2 separate regions of the Homo sapiens genome follow, and region 2 is linked to region 1. Evidence: chromatin loops called from intact Hi-C (ENCODE). Cell type or tissue: heart right ventricle. All regions are shown on one strand. Links, peaks and the distances in the headings refer to the core of each region. The heading gives the core; the rest is flanking DNA.

Region 1 (5,372 bases), core at 177-5,176:
AATTACAGCAACTCGTACTGGAAACTGATGACTCATCAAAAAGACAGGAAATAGAAAATTTTACATTCTTAAAGGTACAGCAGACAGACTCTGTTTTCAGGATGCTTAAGTTGTCCCTTTCAAATTCAATCAGGGGATGCAATATTTGTCTAAATATGATGGTCAAGACAGCTGGGTGATTCTCAGGTTTACTCAACCGGGCTCTACCTGGCCCCAGTTCTGTGAGTCTTTCATGAGGAATTATTGTTCAAAAAGGGAAAAATCAATCTGCTATGGTAAATACAACGGGGGCTTGTGAGGCTGGGAAAGGCTGAACCCCCCAGGAACGCCTGCCTTCACCTGACTAGCCCTCACCTTTGCTGCTTGATTACAAAGCTGGCACCAGAAAGGGGCTTTGAAGACCGCCGTGGTCTCAAGCAAAAAGCACTGGAATTTGAGCCTAAAGGACCAGGTCCAGGGCCTGAATCTGCGTGTTCCTGGGACTGCTTCCTCATCCATGCAATGAGCACAATAAAAGCTGCCCCAGTGACTTCAGGAAAGGGCAAACAAGATAACACTCAGGAAATCATTGTGAAATAGTCCAGAACAGTATGTAAACAAAGTATCCATCCCAGCTGCTCACACCTGTCATCCCAGCACTTCAGGAGGCCAAGGCGGGCAGATCACTTGAGTCTGGGAGTTCGAGACCAGCCTGGCCAACATGGTGAAACCTCGTCTCTACTAAAAATACAAAAATTAGCTGGGTGTGGTGGCAGATGCCTGCAATTCCAGTTACTTGGGAGACTGAGGCAGGAGAATCGCTTGAACCCGGGAGGCGGAGGATGCCGTGAGCCAAGATCGTGCCACTGCACTCCAGCCTGGGCAATAGAGCGAGACTCAGTCTCCAAAAAAAAAAAAAACCAAAAAGCAAAAATTAGCCAGGCATGGTGGCACAAGCCTGTAATCCCAGCTCCTCCAGCAGCTGAGGCAGAAGAATCACTTGAACCCGGGAGGTGGAGGTTGCAGTGAGCCATGATCGCACCACTGCACTCCAGCCTGAATAACTAACAGAGACCCTATCTCAAAAAAATAAAAAATAAAATAAAAAGAAAGTATCCATCCCACCCACATTTGCCATGCAGACTTGTGTCTTGAACTGCTGGTATCCTCCTCCCCTCCTTTTAAAAATTATTATTATTATTTTTAGAGATGGGCTCTCGTTTTGTCACTCAGGCTGGAGTACAGTGATGCAATCATAGCTTACTACAGGCTGGAACTTCCAGGCTCAAGCGAACCTTCCAACTCAGCCTCCCAAGTAAATGGAACTAAAGGCACAACACCATGCCCAGATAATTTTTGTATTTTTTGGTAGAGGTGGGGTCTCACTATGTTGCCCAGGCTGGTCTCAAACTCTTGGGCTCAAGTGATCCTCCCACCTCAGTCTCCCAGAGTGCTGGGATGATAGGCGTGAGCCACCATGCCCAGCCTCCTCCCCTTTTCAAATTCTGTCTTATGTCCTCCTTTGGGATCTGGAGTTCTCTATCCCTCCAAAGAAGCGTAGAGGCTCCCCAGTGCTGAGTTAGCTACGGGAAAGTTTTCTGCTGTTTCAGAGCACGTTGTATTTTGTGATAAAGTACTGGTTATATACATGTTATAAAGAAAATACTCTAAAATTAACCTAAGTGAAGTTCCTCGTAAATGTCTCTTTTGTAACCGTACTATGTAAGTATGTGTATACACAATGTCGTTCTTTGAAAAAAGCATATAGGCTAGGAATACAACATGAGTAACCTTAAGAAATACGAATTTTACTGGCAGGAAAGGTTTGGGAGGTGCAAATTCTCCTAAGACTAACATTAGCTATAAAAAATGTAGTATTTCAGTGCGATTCAATATTTTCTTTCATCGAGGCTCAGTGCCTCGGCCCACGAGTGGGGAGGAATGCAAGAAGCTGACTGTGTGTATTGCAGCTGGAACTCCTTTTCCAATCCAGATTCTTGGGGACAGGGCATAGGATCGTGGACTTCAGCAAAAATGGGAATTCCTGCATTTTTGCCCAGAACACTAGCCGCTTGGCTGGGAGGGCGACATTCCTGCTGGAGGGTGCAGTAGCAACCCAAACCCAAGATCAAGTAAGTGAACAGCTGCAGGAGACGGATGCAGGAACTTGGGGCAGTGAGGGATGCCCAGGCCTCTCTCTGGGCTGCCTACTGCTGCGTGATTCCAGGGATCTGCCACCTCCACGGCCATCCATCCCAAGGAATTGTTTAGATGTTAAAATCCACAGCACGTTCCTTTGCTAGAGTCTCCAAGGTTAAGGCTATTAGGGTGGTAAATCTCCATTTGCTAAGAGAAGCGGGAAGATCCGTACACAGGGTGACCATCTGAGAAGGAGCTATGTTTTTAACTAAAGAAAAAAGAATGTCAGGCGTAGTGGCTCATGCCTGTAATCCCAGCACTTTGAGAGGCTAAGACGGGAGGATCACCTGAGGCCAGGAGTTTGAGACCACTCTGGGCAACACAGTGAGACCCTGACTCTAAAAAAATTTCAAAAAAGAAAAAAAGGGCAGAAATAATTCATTTATTTAACCCAGAAATGGTTATAATCGGAAACCTTGCAATCCTCTTACACAACAACTGTTTTGGCAAAGCCCCCATGTTCCAACAAATATTAAACTGTGCTTGCCATTTGTCTAAGGAATCTTGCATTAATAAACATGAAGAAGAACACTTTTACCTCCCACTCTCAACGACAGGACAAAACAAAGACCAGCTGTATTCATCAATGGGCCCTTGTTCTGCACATAAAGGCTAATTACATTTTGCTTCAAGCCTACACATGGAAAACTTTACTGCCGTTGTCTGCCACAGTCAGCCCGTGCTGTCCCAGCTGACGCATGGCGATGACTGCTCACGATAAACCGGGGTCTCGGAGCAGCCTCAGTACCACAGACCTGCGGGCTTCTCTCCAAAACGGGAGAGGGATGGGTACCCTGTGACATCTCCCCACGACAGACAGACAATGTGGGCCCAGTCCGTCGTGGTGATGCGGTGAAAGTCAATTTCCTCCAAGGCCGTTAATTTCAGAAACGCATACCACGCCCTGCTCTGAGCTTGCTGGGAATAGCTTCTATCTCTCGACAGCTTAGCCTCAGACTCTCACCATGCCAGGTGCTATACACACACATCCCATTCCTGCCTCTTCAAAACCACCTAGCATGCTGGGTGCAGTGGCTCACGCCTGTAATCCCAGCACTTTGGGAGGCTGAGGTGGGCGAATCATGAGGTCAGGAGATCAAGACCATCCTGGCTAACATGGTGAAACCCCGTCTCTACTAAAAATACAAAAATTAGCTGGATGTGGTGGCGCACGCCTGTAATCCCAGCTACTTGGTAGGCTGAGGCAGGAGAATCGCTTGAACCCAGGAGGTGGAGGTTGTAGTGAGCCAAGATCGTGCCACTGCACTCCAGCCTAGACGACAGAGCAAGATTCCATCTCAAAACAAAACAACAACAACAACAACAACAAAAACCACCCAGTGACTTGACTTCCGGTATGCCCATTGTACAGGTCAGAAAGGGAGGTGGACAGCTCATAGCTCATTCAGGGTCACGCAGAGAGCTCGTAGTGGACCCTAGTGAATCAATCCCAAGTCAGTCTTTCTCCAAAACCCATCTTCCTTCATGCCTCTCCAATTCCCGTCAACAAATATTTAAGAATCCCTTTTTTTTTAGACAGGGTCTTGCTCTGTCACCCAGGTCGCAGTGCAGTGGTATAATTAGGCTCACTGCAGCCTCGACCTCCTGGGCTCAAGCGATCCTCCCACTTCAGACTCATAAGTATCCAGGACTACAGTTAGGAGCTACCATGCCAGGATAATTTTTGTATTTTTTGTAGAGACAGGCTTTTGCCATGTTGCCCAGGCTGGTCTTGAACTCCTGGGCTCAAGTGAGCCGCCCGCCTCAGGCTCCCAAAGTGCTGGGATTACAGGTGTGAGCCACCGCGCCTGGCCCTAAGAATCCCTCCTTCAGAAGAGGGAAAATAAATTGTTTTTGAAATGCTGTAAGACCATATGTGAAAAGATTTGCCCCAAGGGGCTTATATTCACAAACATGAATGAAAACGTGTCTGGTCTAATAAAATACATGTAGGTTGGACTTGAAGCAGACGGAATAGTGACAAATCTGTCCTGGAAAATAAAAGGGGAGGCAAAGGCAGTGGGGGAGGTCTCAGAATGAGCCCATGGCCTCCAAAGTTAAAAGAAAGTAGCCAAGATCCAATTCTCTCAGGCCATTCTCTGCATTTTTGGGGGATGACTTACTCTGGGAACTATTACATTACGTGGTTGGTCCTAGGCTGCCTTTGTCAGTGTCCAGACCGTTTCTGATGTGGGAAATGCCCCACCAGGCTGCCCCATCCTACCCCACAGGCAAATCGTTCGGAACCTCTGGCAGGTCCTCCCCAAGACAGGCTTCGCCAGGCTTGCATCTTCACAAACCTCTGCAAAACCTGACTTGACTCATCTTCCAATCCCGAATCCCATACCACCCTCTTTAGGAAGGCTTCCTCGACAATTCTTTCCCTGCGCTCCCCTGATGCTAGGGATGTACTATGCCCTTCCCCAGCTCCCCTGGCTGGTGGGAGGAGAGAGGGGATCAGTTAAGGGGTCCCTGGCGCTGCCCTGGGTCCCTCTTCCCTCCCCAAGGCCACGGCTCCCCTCGAGGGGGCCCTCACCTTCAGTCTCTAGCTACCTTTCCCCGCTCTGGCTCATTCAAACCCAGGCGTGGAAACCCTGCCGGTACTATGAGCCTAGGAACTGCACCTCTGCAAATAGGCCCAATATTGACCTTTTTTTTTTTTTTTTTTTTTTGCGATGGAGTCTGGCTCTGTAGCCCAGGCTGGGGTGCAGTGGTGCTATCTCGGCTCATTGCAATCTCTGCCTCCAGAGTTCAAGCGATTCTCCTGCCTCAGCCACCTCAGTAGCTGGGGTTACAGGCGCACGCCACCATGCCCAGCTGATTTTTATATTTTTAGTAGAGATGGGGTTTTGCCATGTTGGCCAGGCTGGTCTCGAACACCTGACCTCAGGTGATCCACCTGCCTCGGCCTCCCAAAGTGCTGGGATTACAGGCGTGAGTCACTGCACCCTGCCAAACTTTCTTCTGACTATCCCAATGGGAGTGCCCTGCCTGCCACCTGCAGGCTCCCTGTCTGACCTGCTGACCGTCAGCGCCCTGTCCCCTTGATTGCAGCACTGGGCATGCTGGATTGCAATGGCCTGTCTCCCCATGGAGCCGTAACAGTCTCAGAATTTGCACAGGGCGAGGCACAGAGGAAGCCTCTGTGAATGTCTGTTGAATCAATGAATGAATCTATTATCTCTGAGCCATGC
Region 2 (5,372 bases), core at 93-5,092, 68 kb before region 1:
GGCTGCATTTACGGGCATCTGCTGAGCCAGAGGGCAGGGGGCCAAGGCTTCCTGCCACCAGCCTGGCATTGTTAGCAGATGGCCCTAATGCGCCCCAGCGTGTGAGGGGCCACAGGGCTCTCCGTACTTACTTCAGCTCTTTCTTCACCTCTTCATAGTCAGCCTGGCCTTTGAGTTTTTCTTCCAGTTGCTGAAAACAGAGAAGAATTTGATCAGTGGCCATGCCTGACAACAGGTCGACGGACTTCACCGACGGCATTCACTGCGGAACAGCCAGCTGTGCCTGAGAGGGGAAGCCAGCCCTTGCGAATGGAGTCAACGGTGCTGGGGCCATCTTTTGTCCCTCACGCTCCTGGCCTGCCCAGTGTGAGTGCGTGCCCAGGCACGGCAAAGTGTGTAGGGATGCTGTAAGGTTGTAACGTACAACTTAGCAAAAGCAGAATGAAGGGTGTGGTGGCTCACGCCTGTAATTCCAGCACTTTGGGAGGCTGAGGTGGGAGGACTGCCTGAGCCCGGGAGTTGGAGGGTGCAGTGAGCTATGATTGTGCTGCTGCACTCCAGCCTGGGTGACAGAGTGAGGAGTGGAGACCCTACCTCTTTTTTTTTTAAAAAAAAAAAAAAAAAAGCATCCCCCCCCGCACCCAAAAAAAAGAAGGAAGAATCTTTGCAGAGGTGAAAAGCAGAGGAGGAAAAGTGTACTTTGTAGGAAGTGCCATGAAACAGCAAACAGGAGGACAGGAGGAGAGGCTTTCCTGGTGTCTGAAAAGCAGCGTGTGGTTTTAAACAAAATATATTAGGCTGAGGGACTCATACAGCTGGTTGTCAACACCTTTGGGAGGACCTCTACTAACGAGAGACACAGCCCTTTTGTATTGAGAGTAGGCATCAGATAGGCATCAGGGCAAAGGCCTTTCCACTCCTGAACCCCTGGATGCTGGGGTTTTAGGAGCAGGGACCTGTTCAGTCGAGTGCTTGGTGGCTTCCCTGACAGCCAGCTGGTCTGAGTCCTGCGGGGAGGGCCCTGACCGAGATGCTGCTCCCTCTCAGGGGCCTAGGGGAGGGATGGCACATTTCCAAAGTATGATGACGCTCCAGTGGGCTCCAGAAAGGTCTGTGAGCTCACTGGGGATTGATGTGGCCTGTTTCCTTTTTTTCCTTTTTAATCCTTTTTTTTTTTTTTTTTTGGTGGAGACAGACTCTCGCTCTGTTGCCTAGGCTGGAGTGCAGTAGCGTGATCTTGGCTTCGCTCACTGCAACCTCCGCCTCCCAAGTTCAAGCAATTTTCCTGCCTTAGCCTCCCCAGTAGCTGAGATTACAGGCATGCATCACCACTCCTGGCTACTTTTTTTTGTGTTTTTAGTAGAGACGGGGTTTTGTCATGTTGGCCAGGCTGGTCTCGAACTCCCGACCCCAGGTGACCCTCTCGCCTCAGCTTCCCAAAGTGCTGGGATTACAGGTGTGAGCCACCCCACCCAGCCTGATGTGGCCGTTTCTGCCCACAGCTCTGCAGGGCTTTCTTGTGAGAGGAGCCATTGCTGTAGGGTGGTCGTAGGGGGTGCTTTCTTCTCTGAAGGTGTTTTTGGACTAGTTTGCTTTTGATCTTTTCTAAAGGGAGCTCCTTGGAGGAAATGAGGCAACTCTACATAAAACAAGAATATGGAGGGGCGGTGCCGGGAGGGTGTTCTGGCCATTCAGCATGTTTCCAAGCTAGAGGTGAACAATTGTCATTTCCGGTAACTTCCCCTCTACAGGGTTTCTAGGTATTATGCTTCTTGTTCTTCTTCTTCTTTTTTTTTTTAAAAAAGAGACAGGATCTTGCTCTGTCACCCAGGCTGGAGTGCAGTGGTGCGATCATAGCTCACTACAGCCTCCAACTCCTGGGCTCAAGTGATCCTCCTGCCTCAGCCTCCTGAGTAGCTGGAACTACAGATGCACATCACCACACCCGGTTATTTTTTAAGAGAGGGGGTCTTGCTATGTTGCCCAGGCTGGTCTCAAACTCCTGAGCTCAAGTGATTCTCCCACTTCAGCCTCCCAAAGTGTTGGAATTACAGGCGTGAGCCACCATGCCTGTAGGTGCCCTTGACTAGCCATGGCTAAGACCACAGTTTAAAGCCAACTGAGAACATTCTAGACTTTGGGGAGGAGATGGCACCATCCAAATCCCAACCTGCCCGATGTTTTAAAAATTCAGGGCTGGGCGCGGTGGCTGACGCCTGTAATCCCAGCACTTTGGGAGGCCAAGGTGGGTGGATCATGAGGTCAGGAGATTGAGACCATCCTGGCTAACATGGTGAAACCCCGTCTCTACTAAAAAAAAAAAAAAAATACAAAAAATTAGCCAGGTGTGGTCTAAATTTAGCGTGCATAAACGTGGTCATATCCAGAGAATAGGAGCCGGCTGGGAATAAGGCAGACAGAGGGAGGAGCACACAGAGGGTCTCAGAGCCTGGCATGGCACAGACCAAGAAGGCCGACAGCCTGAGCCTGGAACTCGAGTCTGTCACTTCTGACCTGGGTGCCTATGGACAAGTTAATAAACTTCTCATCTGTAAAATGGGAATAACAGCAATTACTCAAGGGTTTGCACAAAGCAAAGAACCAGTTCAGATGTTGGCAACTCTGGGCCCTCAACAGTGGGACTCTTTGTTTTTTTTTTTAAAGTTATTTTGTAGTGACGAGGTCACACTATGTTGCCCAGGCTGGTCTTGAACTCCTGGGCTCAAGTGATCCTCCTGCTTTGGCCTCTCAAAGTGCCGAGATTCCAGGTTCCTGGCTTGATATTGGGACTCTTAGCACTGCTAAGTCCCATTACAGTTTCTGTCTAGGGGCACGGCTGCAGGTCTTCTTTGAAGGCCTGTGATTGGCCCTAATTGGAAGGTTTTAGGAGTGGAATCCATGTATAATCATGCACCGCATAACGCTTTGGTCAACAAAGGCTGCCTAAGTCCCATAAGAGTCTTTTTTTTTTGAGATGGAGTCTCGCTCTGTTGCCCAGGCTGGAGTGCAGTGGCACGATCTTGGCTCACTGCAACCTCTGCCTCCCAGGTTCAAGCAATTCTCTTGCCTCAGCTTCCCAAGTAGCTAGGATTACAGGTGCCTGCAAAATGTCTGGCTAATTTTTCTATTTTTAGTAGAGATGAAGTTTCACAATGTTGGCCAGGCTGGTCTCGAACTCCTAACACTAAGTGATCCACTCGCCTCGGCCTCCCAAAGTGTGGGATTATAGGCGTGTGCCACCACGCCTGGCCTGAGTCCCGTAAGATTCTAATGGAACATACAGAGAAAGTTGACATACGGCCCTTTATAAAGGCACTGCAGATCAAGCAAGGGAAATGACTAATGCTCAGTAATGGTGCTGGGACATTTGGTTTTCTGTATGAAAAATAGGCATAAATAAAAAAAAATATATATATATATATATACTATCTAGGTTTGTGCAAGTACACACTATGATTGCACAACAACGCATTCACCTATTGACGCATTTCTCAGAACACAGCCTCATTGTTAAGTGACACACGACTGTATTTTAGTTGGCCGTGAGTTTTGCTGAGAGCTAAACAGCTTCCATTGAGGGTTCTGCCATCTACCTAGGGGCAGTTGAACTAGGAAGTCCCCAAGATCTCTTCTGTAAACCTTCTATGACGTTTTCTGTCTTGGGCAGACAAGCTGGATGGAGCCTAGGGGAGGCTGCTTGGCGACGCTTCTCCCAACTGCCGGAGCGCCTGTAACCTGGTCCCATGGATGTCTCCATTCTAGTGACCCTGCTGTGAGTGCCACATCTCAAAACCTGCAGACGCAGGGCTCCCATTGACTTCCAATGCTGAAAATGCCCAGTGTGGAAAAAAGACTAACTGTCCTCAGTGCGGTTCTTCGATCAGAAACTCCTTGTTGGGTTCCCAGAAAGCCTGGTTTCGAAGACTCTGACCCTGGGACGGGCGACAGGCACGCCAGTTTCCCAATGTCTCTGAAGACGCACTCCTCCTGTCAGGTCACGCTACCGCTGGCCGCGTGGTATGCTAGACCTGCGCTTATTCCTAGCATTTCATACGCTATCTGATTTCATGATTGCAAAACTTTTGCAGATGGGTCTGACTACCCAAAGAAAGAAAAAAATCTCTGGGGTCCTACAGTGCAGATCTTGACAGAGCTGAGGCCGGTCCTACGTGCCTGCAGGGAGGAAGTGAGATGCCGGAGAGGCCAGGATGAGCCGGGGGCTCTCTGCAAACCTGGACTCCAGAGTCCGACAGATCCTGGCTCCACCACGTACTTGCAGGGTGAACCTAGATAAGACTCAACATCTTGGGTCAGGTGTGGTAGCTCGCTTGAGCATAGGAGTTCAAGATAAGCACGACAACATAGCAAGACCCCGTCTCTACCAAAAAAAAAAAACAAAAAAAAAACCCCAAAACATTAGCTGGGTGTGTTAGCATGTGCCGGCAGTCCCAGCTACTCAGGAGGCTGGGGCAGGAGGATCACTTGAGTCTGGGAGGTGGAGGCTCCAGTGAGCTGTGATGGTGCCACTCCACCCCAGGCAAAAGAGTGAGACCCTGTCTCTAAATACATAAATAAATCAACCAATCAACCAACCAACCAACCTACCCACCCAGACTTGACTTCTCCAAGCCTCAGTTTCCTTATCTATAAAATGGGGATCATGTTTATATGTTACAGTGCTTTGATGAGGATTAAAAAAATATTGGGTACTTAGAGCTTAGTACAGTGTGGGCACATGGCAAAGTGCTCTGTAAATGGTGGTTAGCACTGTTACTGTCCTTGTTACTACAATTACTACATCCCTGCTAGGTGGGGTTGAATCTGGCTACATTGGATCTGAAGAGAGTCTCTGGTTCTGTTTCTCCAGGGGCTCTGTTCGTGAAGGTCTGCGGATCTCAGCCTGTCACCTCCCAGGGTCCCCGCTATTCTGTAGCAGAGCCACAGAGAAAGAGCACATGTGCCCTGGAGTGGCTCCCGCTGTCAAGGGTAACTTCATGTCCAAGGCTGTGGAAAGAGAATCTGGGAACTGGTCATCTTCCTGAAAAATGCACTTGTCTGGCTGGGTGCAGTGAGTCATGCCTTGAATCCCAGCACTTTGGGAGGCCGAGGCAGGAGGATTGCTTGAGCCTAGGAGTTCAAGACCAGCAGGGGCAACATAGAGAGACCCTGTCTCTACAAAAATTTAAAAATTAACTGGGTGTGGTGGTGCACACCTGTAGTTCCAGCTACTTGGGAGGCTAAAGTGGGAGGATCACTTGAGCCCTGGAGGTTGAGGCTGCAGTGAATTATGATCACGCCACTGTACTCCATCCTGGGGCAAAAGAGCAAGATCCTGTCTTTAAAAATAAAATAAAATAAAATGCATGAATCTA

The links. A loop is a pair of places that touch in the nucleus more often than their neighbours do. Peaks named below come from ENCODE experiments on the same cell type or tissue, not always from the same donor. Only the 100,000 strongest peaks of a DNase experiment are listed, where the experiment ranks them.
Region 2: a loop joins it to region 1, with 9 times the contacts of the local background. A loop is called at or near these places in 3 of 110 quality-filtered maps.

Annotation. Positions count from the first base shown.
Region 1 is chr7:102,116,876-102,122,247 of GRCh38, reverse strand. All of the region lies in intron 8 of CUX1 (cut like homeobox 1), which reads right to left. Among named protein-coding and RNA genes, the nearest start is that of SH2B2, 170 kb to the left of the region's middle. RefSeq lists an enhancer at 2,572-3,071. In heart right ventricle, for the core only: no CTCF peak of the experiment used is centred there; DNase peaks (open chromatin) are centred at 2,907 and 4,411; H3K27ac peaks cover 1,711 bases.
Region 2 is chr7:102,184,631-102,190,002 of GRCh38, reverse strand. CUX1 (cut like homeobox 1) reads right to left here. Exons shown (of 24, transcript NM_181552.4): 12 at 132-190. Among named protein-coding and RNA genes, the nearest start is that of SH2B2, 100 kb to the left of the region's middle. In heart right ventricle, for the core only: no CTCF peak of the experiment used is centred there; no DNase peak of the experiment used is centred there.